Regions from separate parts of the Mus musculus genome. Here region 2 is linked to region 1. A link is a loop called in an ENCODE intact Hi-C map of the cell type or tissue named here. Cell type or tissue: left cerebral cortex. All regions are shown on one strand. Each heading gives the region's core, and the rest is flanking DNA. Links, peaks and the distances in the headings are about the cores only.

The links. A loop is a pair of places that touch in the nucleus more often than their neighbours do. Peaks named below come from ENCODE experiments on the same cell type or tissue, not always from the same donor. Only the 100,000 strongest peaks of a DNase experiment are listed, where the experiment ranks them.
Region 2: it touches region 1 in a loop (2.2-fold over the local background); 2 of 42 quality-filtered maps call a loop at or near these places.

Annotation. Positions count from the first base shown.
Region 1 is chr2:181,675,894-181,681,716 of GRCm38, reverse strand. Tcea2 (transcription elongation factor A (SII), 2) reads right to left here and starts at 1,420. Exons shown (of 10, transcript NM_009326.3): 1 at 1,242-1,420. The coding sequence starts at 1,310. In left cerebral cortex, for the core only: CTCF peaks have their summits at 1,399, 2,760 (motif pointing right), 4,400 and 5,084 (motif pointing right); DNase peaks (open chromatin) are centred at 1,127, 1,580, 2,734, 4,339 and 1 more place; H3K4me3 peaks cover 1,450 bases; H3K27ac peaks cover 4,014 bases.
Region 2 is chr2:181,596,366-181,602,188 of GRCm38, reverse strand. It overlaps Samd10 (sterile alpha motif domain containing 10), which reads left to right and starts at 2,962. Exons shown (of 5, transcript NM_172676.3): 1 at 2,962-3,257; 2 at 4,580-4,761; 3 at 4,846-5,017; 4 at 5,302-5,442; 5 at 5,584-5,823. The coding sequence starts at 3,167. The coding sequence ends at 5,606. Prpf6 (pre-mRNA splicing factor 6) reads right to left here and starts at 870. Exons shown (of 21, transcript NM_133701.2): 1 at 658-870. The coding sequence starts at 728. In left cerebral cortex, for the core only: CTCF peaks have their summits at 808, 1,058, 2,932 and 4,468 (motif pointing left); DNase peaks (open chromatin) are centred at 1,648, 2,978, 3,568, 4,627 and 1 more place; H3K4me3 peaks cover 2,636 bases; H3K27ac peaks cover 2,781 bases.

The sequences.
Region 1 (5,823 bases), core at 614-5,613:
TTTCTTCTAACACCCAACACTATTGTGTTTGCTGTCCTCCAAGTTTCCACTATGAGCTCATTTGTCTTTATATGCCACAAAGAGGCAGAGAAAACCAACCCATCCAGCCGTGGTAGGGGCTGGGGCTGACCCTTCAATCTGTGTGACTTATCTGCTCAGGCTGCAGCCTTGTTTCATGGCCCTAAGTTAGTAAGCTGTACACCAATCAGCCCTGAGGTGGCTGACTTTGCTAAGAAGACCTGATCCTTGGAGCCAGGGGCATGCATCCACAATAGCCCTGCACTCCCATAATGAAAACCCAGATAAACCATCAGCTGTTCCAAGGAGCCTCTCTCAAGGACTACTGGAACCTCTGCAGGTTCCCTTCTCAACTGTACAGTCCTATCTGTGGCCTTCCATCCTTACTGGGTCTCCCTTTGGATTCCCATCCTATCTCTGCCACCCTTAGTTCCAAGTTTGTCATTTGTGCTTTCTCTTACCGGAAAGAAGCTCCAGCAGGGCCTCTGTAGCCCAGATGATTGCAAAGTGGGTTCTGTTTCCAGTGTAAAGGCTTATGTGGGCACTTAACCTACTTCCTGTTTTAGACCCCAGCCCTCCAACCCCTAGAGCAATCCTGCTCATCCCCAAAAGCTGTCCTGCAGCCTTCTACTTCAAGCACAGTCCTGGGGAGGCTGTACAGACTCATGACTCAGCCACTATCTGGGCTGCCCTCAGAGCGGTGCTGCGGATGCTCTAGAGTCACTCAGTCTTAAAGCCACCTCCTAAGTCCCTTCCCACCCACGGAAGGCAAGATTGCAGGTGCCATCATCCCCTAAGGATGCTCCTCAAAGGCTACGCAGGTGACCATGGTCGGAAGGCAGGCTGGACTGCCAAGCCCACACTGGCCAGGGGTCTCAACGCCACAGGCTCAACTGTCTGCCCAAACCGACTTGCTGTTGCCTGAGGCCTGACTAAGCAGGGGAAAAATTTATTAAGAGAAACCTGGTGCTGAAGGGTGGGGGGCAGACAGGGGAGACAACGGCTGGGCCAGGGACGCCCGCGGCCACCGCTGGGCGACGAACAGAGGGTAGCTTTCGGTCAACGCGGCGTCCATTGCGAAGCGGCAGTCCCAGGACAGGGTGGAGGGCGGGCCTGGGCAAGGGGTCTCGACTGACTGGGCTAGGTATCACTCTGCCCGAGGGTAGGCTCAGACGGTCTCCGCGGAGCGGGGCCCCAGGGTCCTGGCGGCCCGCGCCCCTCACCGCGTTCTTCCTGGTCACCATTTTGTCCAGCCTCCGGGCGATACGAGCAATCTCTTCCTCCTTGCCCATCACTACCTCGGTGGCGGCGGGTTGTGCCGGTTGCGCCGCCCGGCCTGACCTCGGCCGCCGCCGCCGCCTAGATCCGCGGTCCAAACCTCCGCCTGGCGGCCGCGTGCGACAGAATTAAAAAAAAAAAAAAAAAAAAAGAGTCCCCGCCCCCGGGACCACAACTCCCAGACGACTGCGCGGCCTGCGGCCTGCGGCCTGATTGCCCGCTGGAAAAGGTAGTTCCGCAGGTATCTCCGCCGGACCACGGCCCCACGTGCCCACCGAATGCCAGGGGGAGGGAGGACCTAGAGGAGGGAGAAGGACAACCCTACTGCGCTCAGGTCTTTAATTCAACCCATCTGAGCAGCTTGCCCTGGCGGCCGGTCGCGCCTTCACTAGTGCACTTAGATCGCCTCCACTTCCGAGAGTCACTCAGCTCACTCCACACACTTCACTTGGTACCAAGCCGAGTTTGGGGGCTTTCTTGGCGCTGCGCAGGTGGCCGGGACTCTGAAACGGTTTCTCCGCAAGAATTCAGGCTTTAGCCAAGCAATGTAGGCTCATGCCTTTTTAATCCCTGCACTCGAGAGATAGAGAGTCAAGCAGATCCCTGTGAGTTCAAGGTCAGCCTGGTCTACAGAGCTAGTTCCAATACATTCAGGGTTACACAGAGAAACCCTGTCTCGGGGGTGGGGGGTGGGAGTGGGGAGAACTATTCAGGTTCTGAAGTCAACCTAACGGTATAAACCCCAAGTTCTGCACATTGTTGTACGTCTCAGTCTCCCAACCTGTGAAGTGACAATGACAGAGGCTGCGATCAGGAGCCTCCGATTCATATTTTACACTGAGAACAGGGCAGGGTACTGAGGCAATCCGCTACTGAGGCATTACCTCAGGAAGACCCTAACCACGTCCAGGAAAGGGAGAATGGTGCTCTGCTCTTCTTCTGTCCTATACATGGTGGCAGGTGTGCTGGTACTAAAAGTCAATCTGAATTTTTTTGTACCCAGGAGGCCAGAGTGCAAATGACATACACAAATGACCTAAGCTGACCGTTTTAATCAGTTATGACATCTTTACCATAAGAAAAAGGCATGGAACTTCTTGAAGGCAACAAAGCTTTTCCAGAGGTGCAGTGATGGCTGAACCCAGCTCTCTAGTTTCATACCACCTCTCATTCTGCCCTTTACTGAGAGCTGGGCCCTTGCTCTAAGCTAAACCCAACAACAACAACAAAAATTCTGGGAAAGGGAACCCTGTGTTTGAGTACTGAATTAATGCTTTCAGGACCCTACCACAAGACAGGCAGTAAGAGAACCACAGGACCTTCAGCCATGCTGTGTTTGGCTGATGACTTGACCCCATCAAGGGACTGCCTACTGAGTAGTCCCAGCTCTGACTGGTCCCAATGATGAGCAACAGCAGCCTGTAGGTGGCAGGAGCCACCCACAGATCTGCTCAAGAACAGGCTCTTTCCTGAGGAAAATCCAGTAGATCACCAGCAGGGGAGCTATGTCACAAGAAGCCAGATCAAAGGTGTGTTCAATCCTGAGGGGTCCTTACTTGTGGGGTTGGTACTCACCAGCCAGATATTTCCACATTGCAACCTTAGAAAATTCCAACTTTAGAAAGCGCAGTTGATAGTATTTTGTTTAGCATGTAGGAAGCCCTGGGTTCAATCCACCGTACTGCATACAAACCAGGCATCACAGGTACGTGCCTGTTCACTCAGCACTTGGGTGATAGAGACAGGAAGGCCAGAAGTTGAAGGTTATCCTCAGATATGTATATGAGAGACATGTTTCAGAAACAAAAAGTCCTGATCCCAGATCCTACAAGAGCTCCAAATCGAACCTTCTGGCCCTTGATCAGAAAAGTCACCTCCCACCCCAGATTCTCCCCCACCTCACCCCACCCCCATACACCTTGCTGACTTTCAGAGCTTTATCTTCAGTGGAACCTCCCCACCAAACATCTAGACCATAGATTCACCCAGGTGTTCGCTCCAGTGTGGTGTTGTCCTCTACCCTAGCCTTCTGAAGGTGGTGGAGGACACACCTGCCTGGGTTTGGAGATAAGAAGTTTCTTGGACAATGTGATACCAGGTGGGAAAGAAGGCTTCTGGGAGACAGCCTTACCTATCTATATTGTCCAATCTACTACTGGGGTCTTTTCCAAGTTCCCAGAACACCTAGATGAGGTATCCTAACAATTCACCAACGGCTTTTGCACCCAGCCTTCCTGGGGCGCACACTCCCAATATTTCTTAAGAGTCTGCCCCTGAAGTGGATCTCTGACTTCAAGAGTCCTCAGTGAGCAACATAGCCCTATCCTAGGGACCCTGGGATAGAGATATCCCAGCTTGAAGGTCTGAAAAGGACAGGCAATGATCTAATGAGATAGGATCATGGGACATCCCCAGGGTCTGCCCCACCAGGCCAACTGTACCTTTGACCCAAAGCTTGCCCTACCCCCTTCCTCAGTTCAGGAAACATCGGAAGCCCAAGCCATTTATTTTTCTATTTGTGATCCCTGCCCCCCATCTATGTCTGCCCAGAGCTGGCCCTGACCCCAGTGGTGGCCTGAATGCTTCCCCTCTGGCCAAGGCAGGGCGGTGGTGGGTGGGAAGACTCACACTGCCAAGCTCACACGGAGCCTAAGCTCCAGGAGGTCCTATATCCTTGTCACCATATGATAGTCCCTCCCCTGCATGCAGTTCTCAGGTCCTCTGCCCATCTTGGGGGTTGCAGATCTTCACCATAGGGCTCTGTGGATCTACAACCACAGCCAATCCCACTTTAGGCCCTCCTTGGACACTGGCTTCTGTGGTCAGACAAGGCAGGGACCAGTGACAGATAAAAGGGTCTCCAGTATTATGAGGTAGAAAGTGGAAGCTAGGCATGTGGATATTGGTTTTGTCTGTGTAGATGGATACGAGCTCTCTGAGCCTCAGTCTCCTAGACTACAGAATGGGAAGAGCCATAAGCTTATGGAAATGTCTGCTTGGAAAGTCCCCCACCAGCCCACAGCCTGGCCAGGACCCAGCTTCCTCCCCCAGAGGCAGTGTTAGGGAGGCAGGAGACATCCCCTAGAGGCCAGTGAGGCCTTAGCTGCAGGCTTGCTCTAACAATGTGCTTCCCTGACACAATTCCCAGAAATGCTGCCCCCCTCCCTTGCCAGCCCGCCAGCCTGGCGGCCACTCCACCCTCCTACCCTAAGGAGCCCCAGGCAGCCAGGAGGTCAGAGGCAATGGATGAAGCATAGAGGTCTGACTCAGAGGCAGCAAACCTGTGGAATTGTCCCGCCATCCTGCAAAGACCCGCCTGGACCAAGTCAGTCATAGTTAAGCCGCTGCAGAAGCAAAGCTATGCTGGACCTGTAGGATGCTAAGTCACTGAAAAGTATTCCCAGATCTCATTCAGAGGAGAAAGCAAGATCCTTCCAGGCTCCACCTGGCCTCTTGGCCCTCATGCTTAACCCCTGCCCTTCCATACATACACCTGCTCCCTTTTTTTCTTCAGTGGCTTTAAACAGTTCCCCATCGGTGTAGGTAGCATGCTACTTGGATGGTTTCCTCACGGTTCTTTCAGGTTTGAGCTCAAAAACCAGTCATGAAAAAATAGATACTGATATAGCCCTATTTTCATACCCAGTACTCTTGATATTGGCTTATTTGTGGATTTATTGATTTTTAACCTTTCTACTCCAGAATGGAAACATCTTACAGCAAGGATTGGAGTTGTTTGTTCTTTTCCAATTTCCTATCTCAGAAGACAGTCTGGTGCCAGCAGGGGGCTCAGTACCAAAATAATGAATTCTGTCTCTGAACAAAGGAGAGTGGAAGTCCCTAAACATGGCCAGCTGGGTCCCCACCAAAGCTACTTGTCAACAGTCAGGAAAAGAAAAGGGAGAAAAAAACAAAGACGAAAACAAAACATACGAAGCTGGGTGTGATACTACACCTACAATCCCACAACTCAGAAGGCAGAAGCCAGCCTGAGTTACACAGAAGAGTTCCAGAGCCATCTTGATTTGTTTTGTTTCTTTGTTTTTGTTTTTGAAACAAGGCCTCTACATAGTCCTGGCTAACTCACTTCATATACCAGGCAGGCAACCATGCCCAATCCAGTAAACATTTTTTTAAAAAAGAAGGAAAATACCCAGGCAGTGGTGGTGTATGCCTTTAATCCCAGCACTTGAAAGATAGAGGCAGGTGGATCTCTATGAGTTTCAGGCCAGCCTGATCTACAGAGCTAGTTCCAGGACAGCCAGAGGTATGCAGAGAAACCCTTTTTCGAAAAACCAAAGAAGAGGAGGAAAAGAAAAAGAAAGAGGAAGAAAAAGAAGAGAGGGAAGAGAGTGGGGAAGGAGAAAAAGGAGATAGATGTTTTTCTCTGCTTTAGTCTCCTTTTATCTTCATTTCCCAATCTGTCAAAGCAGGGAGGGGCCAGCCTAACTTGGCAGGGCATTCGGGATGGATACCTCGCTCCAGTAACCTAAGAGACCCGCGATTGCCTGCAGTTAGCCCACCTTA
Region 2 (5,823 bases), core at 524-5,523, 79 kb after region 1:
CTGTCCAGACGGCTGAGAATTTGAACAGGTGACCTACAGCCACACATCCTAGAGAAAAATGTTTAAGGGAAGAAAGGTATAGCACACTCTTACTGTATACATCAAAGACTCAACTGCTTCTTACAGCCAACTCGCTTACGGATATTACTTCAGACACCAAGACACTGAGATTCAGACCCCTCAGTCATATCTTAGAGTGGTAGTCAGGCCTCATGAACCTACATATTTCGACACATACATACATACATGCATACCCACTTTGTCGGAAAGGCATTATGCCAAATTACCTAGTTGTGGCGGTGAAAGTTAACCTTGTTTTTGAGACAAGGTTTCGTTAAGTAATTCTAGCTGTCCTGAAACTCGCTGTGTAGCCCTGGCTGTTTTGTAATTCGCTATGTAGACGAGGCTGGTCTCTTAACTTAAAAACGAAGGCCTCTGCCCCTGCCCCATCCCATCCCACCCACCCCCCACAACAATGCTGGGGTTAGAGACGTGCGCCACTAGCTCCAGCCCCTGGTTTTTTGTTTTATTTTGAGACGCGGTCTCTCTAGCTCTAGTGGCTGCTAGTCCAGAATCGTTCTCAAATAGGCCAAGAGCGAGCTGTGTTCCAGGGCACCAGGCACCCTACCCGGGGCAAACTCCCCCCCACTGCCTTACCCCCTGCCCAGCCCGGGTACGTAGCCCAGCGGCGCAGGCATGCCCAGGAACGGCTTCTTCTTCTTGTTCATGGCGGTGTTATTGACCGAAACACAGAAAAGCAGGGGAGCAAGTATACGACAGAAGACTCAGAGTCCTCCGGGTGTCGCAGCAGTAAGAGATGCAGGCACTACGTCACCCGCGCACCGGAAGTAGAGAGCTGGGTCACGGAAAGCCCCGCCCACCTAGAGCTTCGGGCGGAAGTCAAAGATGTGGGTTTGCAAAGTGTTTCCGGCCAGCGCTGTGTGCAGTGTTTGTTGCGGGAAGACGCGCGTGCGCGTGACGGTATTCGGTATCGCGCCACAAGGACGTGGGTTCGATTTTCATGCCAGCCTTGACGCGGAGCCGGAACGCATTAGTCCTGTTCAGGAGCGTTCCGGTGCAAGCAAGGCTGCGAAGCCACTTAGTTCAACCACCATAACCACTTCAGACTAGCCTTACTGTACTGAACCGTATGCGGCCACCGACGGTCCAGACTACGCCATCAGATCCGGGACCACTCCAACCCCCGCGCGCCTTCTGAGGACAGATGTATAGTGCACTCAACAGTGTGTGGGCCAGCGTCACAAGCTTGGGAGTGATTGTGTGCCCAGTGGCTTGAGTGGACTCACACCACTCTACTTTGCACAGATATTTTCTGTGTGCAGCTCCTCCCGAAACACAATGCCAGTCCCACCTGTTGTGTAATAATAGCTTCAGGCCGTGAATTAGGCTGTACAGGGCATTAACCCCACGCTATAAAAAGTTGCTTAGCCTCGGCGATGTCTACCTGCAGAAGCAGTATGCCACCCCTGGGAAACAACCCTGCTCCGAGTTAAACCTCAAAAATAGCTGTAAACTCCTGGTAGCTACTCTGTGTGTATGTCCCAGCCCTTTTAGGTTAGGGGCCCTCAGTGTTTAAATAAAGCAGTCTCAGCCCGTTGAGACAGTCTGCCTCTCAGCCTCACTTGTCTTACACCTCCTACACATGGGGAGAGCACCAGACTCTAGGGCCGACAGGAAAAACTGCAAGTTGTGCAGCCTGGACTCTGCTGGATCAGACAACCAGGCCTCTACAGCCAATGCTTTTCAGTGAGGTACTAAAGCAGTCCTGGCTCCCTAGACAGGTTTTTAGGGAGGAGCAGGATTGAGTCTGTGAACACTGACCCACAGGGAACTGTGCCTGACAGAGGGGCTTCACAGAGATAGGAGTATTGCCTGAAGTTCAAAGCAAAGTGGTCCGTAAATGAGGGTCAGCAAATACTCCAGTAAAGAATGAGCTAGTAGCTGACTCAGACAGATACAGACACCAACAGCCAAGCAGTGGATTGAGCTTGAGGATTCTTATGGAAGAACAGGGGAAAGGATTGTGGGTCCTGAAGGGGATAGGAACTCCACAGGAAGACCAACAGAGTCAACTAACCTGGACCCTTGGAGCTCTCAGAGTCTGAACCGCCAACCAAGGAACATACACCGGCTGAACCTAGGTTTCCCCACTCATGCATGGCAGATATGTGGCTTGATGTGGGTCCTAAATAACTGAATCAAGGGCTATCTCTACGTGGAATATGTTCTGCTAGCTGGGCTGCCTTGTCTGGCCTCAGTGGGAGAAGCACCTAGCCTCACAGAGACTTGAAGAGTGTGTGTGTGTGTGTGTGTGTGTGTGTCCCAGGGGGGGCCCACCTGCCCAGAGGAGAAGGGGAGGGGGAAAGATTGAGGGAGGGGGTAATCAGGAGGGGGCAGTGAGCAGGATGTAAAGTGAATAACTAAAAAAAAATTAAATAATCTCAAATATATATATATATATATATATATATATATATATATATGGAACGAGTTAGTGGAAATAGAAATATAGCTCGGTGGTTAAGAGAATTTCTCATTCTTGCAGAGGACATGGGTTTACCCATGTTGCAGCTCACAACTGTCCATAACCCCAGTGTCAGGAAAACCGATATCCTCTTCTGGACACCAGGTATGTATGTAGTGCACAGGTATACACTCGGGCAAAACACTCATAAAATTAAAAAAAAAAAAAGGAATGGGCAAATTAGGACACACAGGTGTTTGGGAGAGAATGATGTGGCCCTTGGCCAGACTGAGTAGCTAAAAGCGCACAGGCATGATTATCCCCACCACCACCAGACCGAGGGGACCTCGCCTGCCAACTGCAAAGGCCCTCCAGCGGGTTGCAAGAGAGGCTGGTCCACGGAGTCCTACCCAGGTGCGCAAGGACGCCTTTCGCTCTGGCGGACATCCTAAGCATACGCAGCCCCGCGCGCCGCCGATACACCTCCGAGCTCCCGGAGCGCGCCTTGCGCCCAGGGCTGGGCGGCAGGTGCTTTGCCGCGCAGACTCCCCGGCCGCGGGGACCGGCTTGGGCTTGGCCGGCTGCGGCGGGTGGGAACGCGGTGTGCGTTGCCCACCGGCCACACTGGCTGCCTGGTGCTCCGCGAGGGGCGTGTGCCCGAGCCGCACATCCGCGGGCTCCATGTTCACCGAGCTGCGGTCCAAGCTGAGCCCCCCGCGAGCTCGCGCCGGGGCTGTGCGTCCGGGCTTCGGGGAGCGTCCGGATGTGGACGGTGAGCTGGGATGGACCCAGGCACAGGAATATCGTGAGCAGCGGGCTGAGAGCGGGAAGGGTACCGGGGCCCAAGGAGAGCACCGGGGCTAGACTCAAAGGGTTTCCGGGTGCGGCCGCTGCGGGGAGGAAGTCTTTTTACTAGAGTCCAAGGGCCTTTGTCCAGCGTTATGGGGCGGGAGGGCGGCGGTTATTCTCAGGCCTTGACTTGGAGTGGGGATGACTGGCAGAAGATTCTTCACAGAGATGACACCACCACACTCCTGTCACCCTTTACTTCACATAAAGAAAAACCCTCCCCAAGCCCTAAGGTTGGGGTTGGAGACAAGGCAGAGGCGTATAATTCTGAGGTTGAGGTTGGGAACGACAGACTCTGGCCCAGTACAGGGAGGAAATAGGCGGGGCCTGGGCGGCCTTGGCAGGTGCGGTTATAGCCAAGACGTCCGACTGGTTTCCCTCATGAGGAGCCTTCTAGCCCTAGACCAGGGAAGGCCTCAGACCACAGTGCCAATTCCTTGAACCTCGCTCCATTAGAATAAATCTTATGGTACTACAGGCTACCTCAGAATAGGGGCCACACACTTCTTAAGCCCACCTTCTTTCTTCTGTTGACTTGCAGGTACTACATAGAGTTATATACAGTACTTATGGATGCTTTCGGTGCATCAAGACATTGGTCATCCCCAGACTCATGTGATTACCATAAATGACCCTAAAACTAACTTAACAAGTGCAATGAATTAGTGGGAAAAGGATTGTGTTAACTGGTACATGCCTAGCTGGCACCCTATTCACACTTGTTGTCCTGGGGTAGGCCCTGCAGAAGCCACATAGAAAAGAAATCTGGCATGTGCCTGGCAAGTGCTTCTTGTCAGCTTTCCCATCATTCAAACTTTTTGTCAGTGAGTCATAGTTAGACACTATTAAAGACAAAGAAATGTGCACACCCTGGTCCTGTATGGTATTTAGAAGGCTTGCCTGTCAGCCCAAGCCAAGGGCAAAGCAAGTCAGGGCAGCCTTAGAGATGCTGCTCGCCTGGCCTGGCTATGGCGTGGATCATCCTCCAATCTCAGTACCCTTGGGGCCAGAGTGTGGGCTATCAGCTGATAAAGGGAAAGGCAAGACCAGCTTATCTTCAGAAAGTTCTCAAGACAACTCTTGGAAAAAAAAAAAAAAAGTTTTGGTCCCAGGGGCTCACGATTCCCCCTACAGGAGAAATTATTACTCCCCTCATTGGTAGAGAGAAGATTTAATTGTCAGGGAGCTGAGTCACAGGGGAGGAGCTTGCCCCTGACCACTCTGTATGCACATCCCTGCATACAGCCTCTGCCCATTTCAGCTTCTGCCAGACTCTCCTAGAACACACAGTATCAGCTGAGAACATACCCTGCCACCTGCCTCGGACACCAGGCACCAGCCTCACGTGGCATGACTCCCGCAGCCAGAGGGCATCCAGCAGCAGGCCAATCAAGCTCCTTCAACAGCCCGGCTCAGAGATCCCCCAGGTGCCTACCTATCCCACCTAAATCCTTGCCCTTGCTCTCAGTTTTATTATCTTCACTCAACTAACCCTACCTCCCCACCTGCAGGCCCGGCTCTACTCTGATCACTATGGTTTGTACCATACAAGCCCTTCACTGGGTGGCCTGACAAGGCCAGTGGTCTTGTGGAGCCAACAAGACGTTTGCAAGTGGCTCAAGAAGCATTGTCCTCACAACTACCTCGTCTACGTCGAGGCCTTCTCCCAGCATGCCATCACTGGTATAGTGGGGTCACTGGCTAGGGAGAAACAGAATGCTCAAGACGTAGTCAGCCTTGTCTTCTCCTGTATCCTCCTGAGTTCAGCCTTGTGTGTGTGTGCTGCTTCTCTGATTGGCCTCTTTTAATCAATCCTGTCTTTCTTTCTACCTTTCTTCCTTTAAGAATCTCTGAATCTCTGCTCTACTTTCTTGGTCATGTCTGTCTGTTTATTTGTTTGTTTTATCCTGATAGACTCCTATGCTTTGCTTCTGTTTGCCTCACTGCCTTCCCTTCTCTCTCCCTAGGCCGAGCTCTGCTTCGACTGAATGCAGATAAGCTGCAGAGAATGGGGTTGACCCAAGAGGCTCAGAGGCAGGAGGTGCTGCAGCAGGTACTCCACCTGCAGGTTCGTGAGGAGGGGCGGAGCCTGAAGCTGCTCAGCCAAGGTTAGTATCAGGGACCAGGATTAGGGGGAGGGACTAGGCTGAAGGTGGAGGGTGACTTTTCTCGACACAAAAGGGGGCCATCCAGTAAGGACCATCCTTGGGTGTGCCAAAACTCAGCTTTTCCTCCTATCCATCCTACAGCTTCCTTCGGAAACATGTCCTAGCTGCTGCCTATACTTGGACCCCAGACCCCAACACTGTGACCAGAGCCCACAGCCAAGAATGAGTCAGAATTGGCCCTACAGCCCCTTTGGATCCTGCAGGATACCCTAGTGGCTAAACCTAGCCCAGTGATCAGGGAGGAGCAAGACTTCCACCTCCAGGTGTCTCTGGAGAGGCACTACAGGTTCTGCCCTGTGGCTGGGTGGGTGGTTGTTGCCT